Linked DNA regions of Homo sapiens: region 2 is linked to region 1. A link is an interaction called in ENCODE POLR2A ChIA-PET data of the cell type or tissue named here. Cell type or tissue: Panc1. All regions are shown on one strand. Links, peaks and the distances in the headings refer to the core of each region. The heading gives the core; the rest is flanking DNA. Region 1 overlaps GPR132 (G protein-coupled receptor 132). Region 2 overlaps BRF1 (BRF1 general transcription factor IIIB subunit).

Region 1 (4,382 bases), core at 383-4,382:
GTTACAATGGTAAATTCCTTGTTATGTGTATTTTGCCACAATTTTCCACTTTTTCAATTTTTTTTTCTTGCGATTGAGTCTCACTCTATCGCCCAGGCTGGAGTGCAGTGGCACAATCTCGGCTCACTGCAGCTTCTGCCTCCCAGGTTCAAGGGATTCTCCTGCATCAGCCTCCCAAGTAGCTGGGATTACAGGTGCCCACCACGCCTGGCTAATATTTGTATTTTTAATAGAGATGGGATTTCACCATGTTGGTCAGGCTGGTCTGGAACTCCAGACCTCGGGTGATCCACCTGCCTTGTCCTTCCAAAGCGTTGGGATTGAAGGAATGAACGGCCCATGGGGCCGAATTTTTTTTTTTTTTTTTTTTTTGAGATGGAGTCTTGCTCTGTTGCCCTGGCTGGAGTGCAGTGGCGCAATCTCTGCCTTCCGGGTTCACACCATTCTCCTGCCTCAGCCTCCCAAGTAGCTGGGACTGCAGGCACCTGCCACCACGCCTGTCTAATTTTTGTATTTTTAGTAGAGACGAGTTTTCACCAGGTTAGCCAGGCTGGTCTCGAACGCCTGACCTCTAGTGATCTCCCCACCCTGGCCTCCCAAAGTGCTGGGATTACAGGCGTGAGCCACTGCGCCCAGCTGAATTTTTTAAATGCACAAAAACAAGTGGCCTGGCATGGTGGCTCACACCTGTAATCCCAGCACTTTGGGAGGCCAAGGTGGGCAGATCACCCAAGGTCAGGAGTTCAAGACCAGCCTGGCCAACCTGGTGAAACCTTGTCTCTACTAAAACTACAAAAATTAGATGGGCGTGGTGGCGAGTGCCTGTAGTCCCAGCTACTCGGGAGGCTGAGGCAGGAGAATCACTTGAACTTGGGAGGCAGAGGTTGCAGTAGCAGAGATCACGCCACTGCACTCCAGCCTGGGCATCAACACAGTTTTTTGAGACTACGTCTCAAAAAAAAAAAAAAGAAAAAAAAAGAGCGACACAATGGGGCCGCAGGGCTGACCCCGTTCGGGGTGACTTGCCCCATCGTGCTGGAGGTCAACAGGCCCTCAAGTACAGGAGGGAGGTCAAGGAAACTACGACATTTGCATGTGGAAGGTTCCTGAGGCCAGCGGGCTGGACAGTGCCCAGGGACCCCTGACCTCGCGCCAGGGCACAGCTGAAGTTTGCCCCGCCCGGGGCTGCTGTGGCCCAATAAGTTTGGCAACGCTCTGTCCGTCCGTCAGGTGCTGAGGCCAGGTCTGTCTGCGGCTTCCTGCTGACCTGGAGGTGGGACTCCATGATCTGTAACCACAGAAGGCCCAGAAGCATGAACTCAGCCAGAGTGGGCAGCCAGGACACTGGAGCTGGTGGCGCTGGCAGAGCTTGGGGAAGTCACACCACTGCACACCCTGCGTGACCTCTAGCAACCCCCTGGCTGGAAAGGATGAGTTTCTGACCTCGGAGAGCTGTGTTTGAGGCAGGTTGCTGAGATCACTTTGATCTCCTTTTCTTTTGCCCTCTCCCACATTTAAGGACTTTTGTGATTCCATTGGGCCCACCAGATAGTCCAGAATAATCTCTTTATTTTACTGTCAGCTAGTTAGCAACCTTCATTCAACTTGCAACCTTAGTTCCCCTTTCCCGTGTAACCTGCCATATCTACATGTCCCAAGGATTAGGATTCAGACATCTTTTGGGTGGGGTCATTAGTCTCCTGCCACCGAGAGGAGGGGTATCACATGACATAGTAATAAGAGGATCAATTCACCAAGAAGACAGAACCATCTGTGACTCCTATGCCCCAATTCACAGTAGCTTCAAATACGTAAAGCAAGCACTGGGAGAATACAAGGAGAGGTGGACAAATCCACCACTCCCACAGGAGCTTATAATTATCTTTTTTAGTAATTGATAGTTCACACAGGCAAATATGTGGTAAGACTACAGATTAGCCGGGCGCAGTGGCTCACGCCTGTAATCCCAGCACTTTGGGAGGCCAAGGAGGGCAGATCACCTGAGGTCGGGAGTTCAAGATAAGCCTGACCAACATGGAGAAACCCCATCTCTACTAAAAATACAAAATTAGCTGGGTGTGGTGACGCATGCCTGTAATGCCAGCTACTCAGGAGGCTGAGGCAGGAGAATCCCTTGAATCCGGGAGGCAGAGGTTGCAGTGAGCTGAGATCGTGCCACTGCACTCCAGCCTGGGCAACAGAGCAGAGGGAGAGACTCCATCTCCAAAAAAAAAAAAAAAAAAAAAAAGACTACAGGTTAGGAATTAGGATGAGGCAGTGCCCAGCTATGGGGCCAGGTGGGAAGTGGAGGCAAAGTGGGTCAGCGCTGGAAGGGCATAGTAGCAGCGCCTAACAGACTGCTTAGAAAAGCACTCACACAGCAATTACAGGATCAACATTCTTTTCAAACACACAAGCAACTTTTTTTTTTTTTTTGAGAAGGAGTCTCACTCTTGTTGCCCAGGCTGGAGTACAGCGGCACGATCTCAGCTCACTGCAACCTCCGCCTCCTGGGTTCAAGTGATTCTCCTGCCTCAGCCTCCAGAGTAGCTGGGATTACAGGTGCGAGCCAGCACGCCCAACTATTTGTTTTAAATTTTTAGTAGAGACAGGGTTTCTCCATGTTGGCCAGGCTGGTCTCAAACGCCTGACCTCAAGTGATCTGCCTGCCTCAGCCTCCCAAAATGCTGGGATTACAGGTGTGAGCCACCATGCCGGGCCAGAAGCAACATTTTTGAAAACCTCAGTGAGTTACAAAGACTCAGCATTGCCCAGACACAATGGCTCACGCCTGTAATCCCAGCACTTTGGGAAGCTGATGCAGGCGGATCACCTGAGATCAGGAATTCGAGACCAGCCTGGCCAACATGGTGAAACCCCGTCTCTACTAAAATACAAAAATTAGCCAGGCATGGTGGCACGTGCCTGTAATCCTGGCTACTTGGGAGGCTGAGGCAGGAGAATTGCCTGAACCCAGGAGGCAGAGGTTGCAGTGAGCCGAGGTTGTGCCACTGCACTCCAACCTGGGCCACAAGAGCAAAACTCCATTTCAAAAAAAAGAAAAAAGAAAAATGATTCAGTATTGCCCAGCCTGCATTCTTTGTCCATGACGCTGCTAGGTTGGAGATCCACTATCTAATAATTGCTCTAAAAAATCAATTTGGAAATGTTTTAAACACCTGCGTGTGTCTAGTCTGAGCTACCACAAAGCTTCTATCCTTTCTTCCCACAGTAGAGTCTCTCCCAGGTGGTTTCCAGGGACTCCCGTCCTCACTCTTGTCTCTGTCCCACAGGAAACGCCACCCCAGTGACCACCACTGCCCCGTGGGCCTCCCTGGGCCTCTCCGCCAAGACCTGCAACAACGTGTCCTTCGAAGAGAGCAGGATAGTCCTGGTCGTGGTGTACAGCGCGGTGTGCACGCTGGGGGTGCCGGCCAACTGCCTGACTGCGTGGCTGGCGCTGCTGCAGGTACTGCAGGGCAACGTGCTGGCCGTCTACCTGCTCTGCCTGGCACTCTGCGAGCTGCTGTACACAGGCACGCTGCCACTCTGGGTCATCTATATCCGCAACCAGCACCGCTGGACCCTAGGCCTGCTGGCCTGCAAGGTGACCGCCTACATCTTCTTCTGCAACATCTACGTCAGCATCCTCTTCCTGTGCTGCATCTCCTGCGACCGCTTCGTGGCCGTGGTGTACGCGCTGGAGAGTCGGGGCCGCCGCCGCCGGAGGACCGCCATCCTCATCTCCGCCTGCATCTTCATCCTCGTCGGGATCGTTCACTACCCGGTGTTCCAGACGGAAGACAAGGAGACCTGCTTTGACATGCTGCAGATGGACAGCAGGATTGCCGGGTACTACTACGCCAGGTTCACCGTTGGCTTTGCCATCCCTCTCTCCATCATCGCCTTCACCAACCACCGGATTTTCAGGAGCATCAAGCAGAGCATGGGCTTAAGCGCTGCCCAGAAGGCCAAGGTGAAGCACTCGGCCATCGCGGTGGTTGTCATCTTCCTAGTCTGCTTCGCCCCGTACCACCTGGTTCTCCTCGTCAAAGCCGCTGCCTTTTCCTACTACAGAGGAGACAGGAACGCCATGTGCGGCTTGGAGGAAAGGCTGTACACAGCCTCTGTGGTGTTTCTGTGCCTGTCCACGGTGAACGGCGTGGCTGACCCCATTATCTACGTGCTGGCCACGGACCATTCCCGCCAAGAAGTGTCCAGAATCCATAAGGGGTGGAAAGAGTGGTCCATGAAGACAGACGTCACCAGGCTCACCCACAGCAGGGACACCGAGGAGCTGCAGTCGCCCGTGGCCCTTGCAGACCACTACACCTTCTCCAGGCCCGTGCACCCACCAGGGTCACCATGCCCTGCAAAGAGGC
Region 2 (4,382 bases), core at 164-4,163, 210 kb before region 1:
TCTCTCCTTTGACTGGCACTCAGCTGCACCGAGCAGAAGACCACCCGGCACAGCGTGGCAGGGGCCAGAAGGGAGGCAGAAAGAGGCCCCAGCTGGCAGAATCCAGGCTTTCGCACCCTGGGGGCCGCAGACAGGGCCTCTTCTCTGCAGACTTTTTTCTGATTCCCAGATGGTCAGAAGCAGCTGCTCAGCAAAAGGGAGGGGCTGCTGGGAGGACACAGGTACCAGCCATGCTGGACACAGGAGAACCTCCAGAGCCCTGGGAGCTCATTAGCTGGGGGACCTGTAGGCTGGGCCCCAAAGGCATTAGTAGGCCCTCCCGGGATTGGCCAGAGGGAATGTGATATCCTCACAAGGGAAGCACATAATTGAGCTTCCATCGTCTGGAAACTTCCCTGAAAGCGCCTGATAGAGCCAGGTGAATGCGGATCAAGTGCCAGGTGATTTTCATTTCAAGGAAAGCAGTAATTCTAACTTCGTTAAATGTTTAATTTGAAGCTCCTTTTAAAAATGTACACACTTATCCCATTGTTTTATTAAGAAAATTTTCTGTGGAGCTTGGTGGCTTATGTCTGTAATCCCAGCACTTTGGGAGGCTGAGGTGAGCAGATCACCTGAGGTCAGGAGTTTGAGACCAGCTCGGCCAACATGGTGAAACCCCATCTCTACTAAAAATACAAAAAAAAATTAGCCAGGCATGGTGGTGCATGCCTGTAGTCCAAGCTACTTGGGAGGCTGAGGCAGGAGAATCGCTTGAACCTGGTAGGCAGAGGTTGTAGTGATCCAAGATTGTACCATTGCACTCCAGCCTGGGCGACAGGGCAAGACTTCATCTCGGGAAAAAAAAAAAATTCGAACACCTGCAAAGTTGAAGTGAATTGTGGAGTCCCCTCGCTCACACCTGTGGTCCGCTCCCCAAAGCTATGCTGCCCTCACCATCTTATTTTTTGGCACATTTCAAGGCAAGTTGCAGACGTCTGTGTACTGCACACAGTCCTTCAGCAGGCAGACCATCAGCTCAATGGGGGTGAGCATCGTTCCTGGGTCTTTTTCTCCTCTGAAGGTAAAGTTGGCTTAAAGTGAGATGCACAGGCCCTAATTGCTCCATCTGGAGAGTTCTGACAAACGGTCACCCGTCAGCCCAGAGCAGGGCTCTGTGGACAGACCTCATGCCCCTTCCAACAGTCCCAGCCCCGCAAAAGGCAACCGCTGTTTCCATTTCCTTCCACTACAGACCAGTTGTGCCTGTTCTAGAATGCCCTATAAATGGAATCATATGATCTGTGCCCTGTCACTTCACATGCTTTTTTTTTTGGTGACAGAATGTAGCTCTGTCGCCCAGGCTGAGTGCAGTATGGTTCCATCTCAGCTTACTGCAACCTCTGTCTCCTGGGTTCAAGCGATTCTAATGCCTTAGCCTCTCAAGTAGTTGGGACTACAGGGGCACGCCACCATGTCCAGCTCATCTTTTGTATTTTTAGTAGAGACAGGGTTTTGCTGTGTAGGCCAGGCTGGTCTCAAACTCCTGGCCTCAAGTGACTGCCCGCCTTGGCCTCCCAAGGTGCTGGGATTACAGGCGTGAGCCCCGTGTCCGGTGGACATGGTTTTGAGAGGCGCCCATGGTGTTTTGTATGGTGAGTGGTATTGCTGTGTGAATACCAGCCAGAGTATTCTTGTATTAATGGACACCTGGACTGCTCCCCGTTTTTGGCTGTTCTGAATGAAGCTGCTATGAACATTTTTCTACAAGTTTTTTTGTGGACATATTTCTTTTTATTTTTAGAGACAGAGTCTCACTCTGTGGCCCCAGCTCAGTGCAGTGGTGCAATCACAGCTCACTGCAACCTCGACCTCTTGGGTGCAAGCAATCCTCCTGCCTTAGCCTTCTGAGTAGCTGGGACAATAAGTGTTTGTCACCATACCCGGCTAATTTTTGGATTTTTTTGTAGAAACAGGGTCTCACTGTGTTGCCCAGGCCGGTCTTGAACTCCTGGGCTCTGGTGATCTGCTGGCCTCAGCCTCCTAAAGTGCTGGGATTATGGGTGTGAGCCACTGCACCTGGCTGACATCTGTTTTTATTTCTCTTGGGTAAATACCTAGGAGTGGAATAGGTGGGTCAGAGGTGTGTGTTTAGCTTTGTAAGAAACTTCCAGGCCTTTTCCCAAGGTGGTTGTACCACTTCACGCTTCCATCAGCAGCATGGGTGAGCTGTGCTTGCCCCACATCCTCGCCGGCATTCAGTGACGTCGCGGGCTCGTGGCATTGTCACAGTTTTGTTTGCATTTCTGATGATTAATGCAGTTGAGTTCTTTTTCATGTGCTTGTTGGCTATTTTTTTTTGTCTTCATGAAGCTTCTGTTGAATTGTTTTGCCTTTTTTTATTTTGGCCTTTATTCTTTTTCTTATTTAAATAGAGTTCTTTTTTTTGAGACTGAGTCTCGCTCTGTTGCCCAGGCTGGAGTGCAGTGGTGCGATATTTGCTTACTGCAACTTCTGCTTCCTGGGTTCAAGCAATTCTCCCACCTCAGCCTCCCAAGTAGCTGGGATTACAGGTGCCCGCCACCACCCCCTGGGTAATTTTTGTATTTTTAGTAGAGACGGGGTTTCACCATGTTGGCCAGGCTGGTCTCAAACTCCTGACCTCAGGTGATCCTCCCACCTCGGCCTCCCAAAGTGTTGGGATTACAGGCGTGAGCCACTGCGCCTGGCCTTAGAGTTCATTTCTTTTTTTTTTTTTGAGACGGAGTCTCGCTCTGTCGCCCAGGCTGGAGTGCGGTGGCGCCATCTCGGCTCACTGCAAGCTCCGCCTTCTGGGTTCACGCCATTCTCCTGCCTCAGCCTCCCAAGTAGCTGGGACTACAGGTGCCCGCCAACACGCCCGGCTAATTTTTTTGTATTTTTAGTAGAGACGGGGTTTCACCATGTTAGCCAGGATGGTCTCGATCTCCTGACCTTGTGATCCACCCACCTCGGCCTCCCGAAGTGCTGGGATTACAGGCGTGAGTCACCGCGTCCAGCCCAGTAGAGTTTATTTCTTAGAGCAGTCTTAGTTTACAGAAAAATTGTGTAGAAAGTACAGAGTTCCCATACACCCCCTTCAATCCCCAATTTCCCTATGTTATTAACATCTTGTGTTAGCTGGTCCATTTGTTATGGTTGATGAGCCCGTCTTGCCAAGTTGTTGATAAGAAAAGTCCACAGTTCACATTGAGGTTCACTCTTGGGGCTGTGCCTTCTATGGGTTTTCACAAATATGCAATATGTGAACCCACCAGTGCGGAGTGGTGCAGAGCTGCAGCGTCCTGGAACCCTCCTCTCGGCCCACCCACCCTGCCTTTCCCCAGCCCTTGGTGGCCACTGACCTAATGCTGTCTCCATAGTTTTGCCTTTTCCGGAAGGTGTATGCTTGGAGTCACACAGGGTGTAGCCTTCTGGCCTCGTTCACTTTTCCCGTTGGTGTGTGTTGGCTGTCACGGGCGTTTCCCCAGGTAGTTCTTACTGCTTTCCTTTGGTTTCCTTTGATGTCACTGGCCCCACCCCTGCCGCCGGTCTTCTCATAGTGCCTCTTGTGAGGCTGTTGGCTGTGCTGCAGTCGGTCCTGCCCGTTGTCTCGGCCCTCTGGGACTGCCTGCCTTCAGATGCACCTTTGTTCACGGGCCTCACCGCTCACGTCCCAGCCGTCCTGGGGGTTCTGCTCTGTGTCGGAATGCCCCTGTACCCAGCCCTGGCACCTTCTTAGGGTGGGAGGCCTTGCTGTTCTGCATGGAGTTGCAAGAGAGGTCAGGGGCCTCCAGCCCAGGGCGTGGATGAGTGGGCTGGCGTCCTAACCATCTGATTGCTTGCGAGGTTCTTGCGTGGTGGGGCTTTGCTGCTCTGGTCCCGGGGATCTTCCTTTGGACCCCTGCTCTGGACTCCTGATCCAGCTCCAGGAGGTGTCCTTAGTGACTTCTCGAAGCTACAGTGGGCCCATGGGAGATGTGCACTTCAGCTGTCTGGCAGAGTGTATTAACCAGTGACTTGTGTTTGATAACTTATGTATCCATGTGAGTTTTGAATCACTTAGGACACATTCTTGGTCCTGTTTGTTCATCTGAGCGAAGACAGGTCCTGTGCGGGGTCCCCACACCTGTCTCTCGAGCGCAGCCCCCAGTGGCGCCTGCAGGCTCACCACTCACCAAGGGGGCCCCAGGTCTAGTTTTCTGTCTCTCGGGAGGACTGCCTGCCTGACGCCTGATAGGTGCTCAGCAAGTGCCCTTGGGATGGAGCATGAGTGCCACTGTCTCTTCTGTGCTGTGTGTGGGCAGCAGATCCACCATATGGTGGGCACCTGACTGGGCAGGCGGGTGTGTGGGGGTGCACGCTTTCTCCAGGATCAGATGGAA

Evidence for each region. ChIA-PET counts read pairs that join two places held together with the same protein. Peaks named below come from ENCODE experiments on the same cell type or tissue, not always from the same donor. Only the 100,000 strongest peaks of a DNase experiment are listed, where the experiment ranks them.
Region 2: POLR2A ChIA-PET joins it to region 1 with 7 read pairs; 2 of 35 experiments call an interaction of 5 or more read pairs at or near these places.

What each region holds. Positions count from the first base shown.
Region 1 is chr14:105,051,014-105,055,395 of GRCh38, reverse strand. It overlaps GPR132 (G protein-coupled receptor 132), which reads left to right. Exons shown (of 4, transcript NM_013345.4): 3 at 1-9; 4 at 3,294-4,382. The region is part of intron 1 of LOC124903398 (a long non-coding RNA gene); the gene reads right to left. Among named protein-coding and RNA genes, the nearest start is that of GPR132, 12 kb to the left of the region's middle. In Panc1, for the core only: no CTCF peak of the experiment used is centred there; no DNase peak of the experiment used is centred there.
Region 2 is chr14:105,256,844-105,261,225 of GRCh38, reverse strand. All of the region lies in intron 3 of BRF1 (BRF1 general transcription factor IIIB subunit), which reads left to right. Among named protein-coding and RNA genes, the nearest start is that of BTBD6, 11 kb to the right of the region's middle. In Panc1, for the core only: no CTCF peak of the experiment used is centred there; a DNase peak (open chromatin) is centred at 2,275.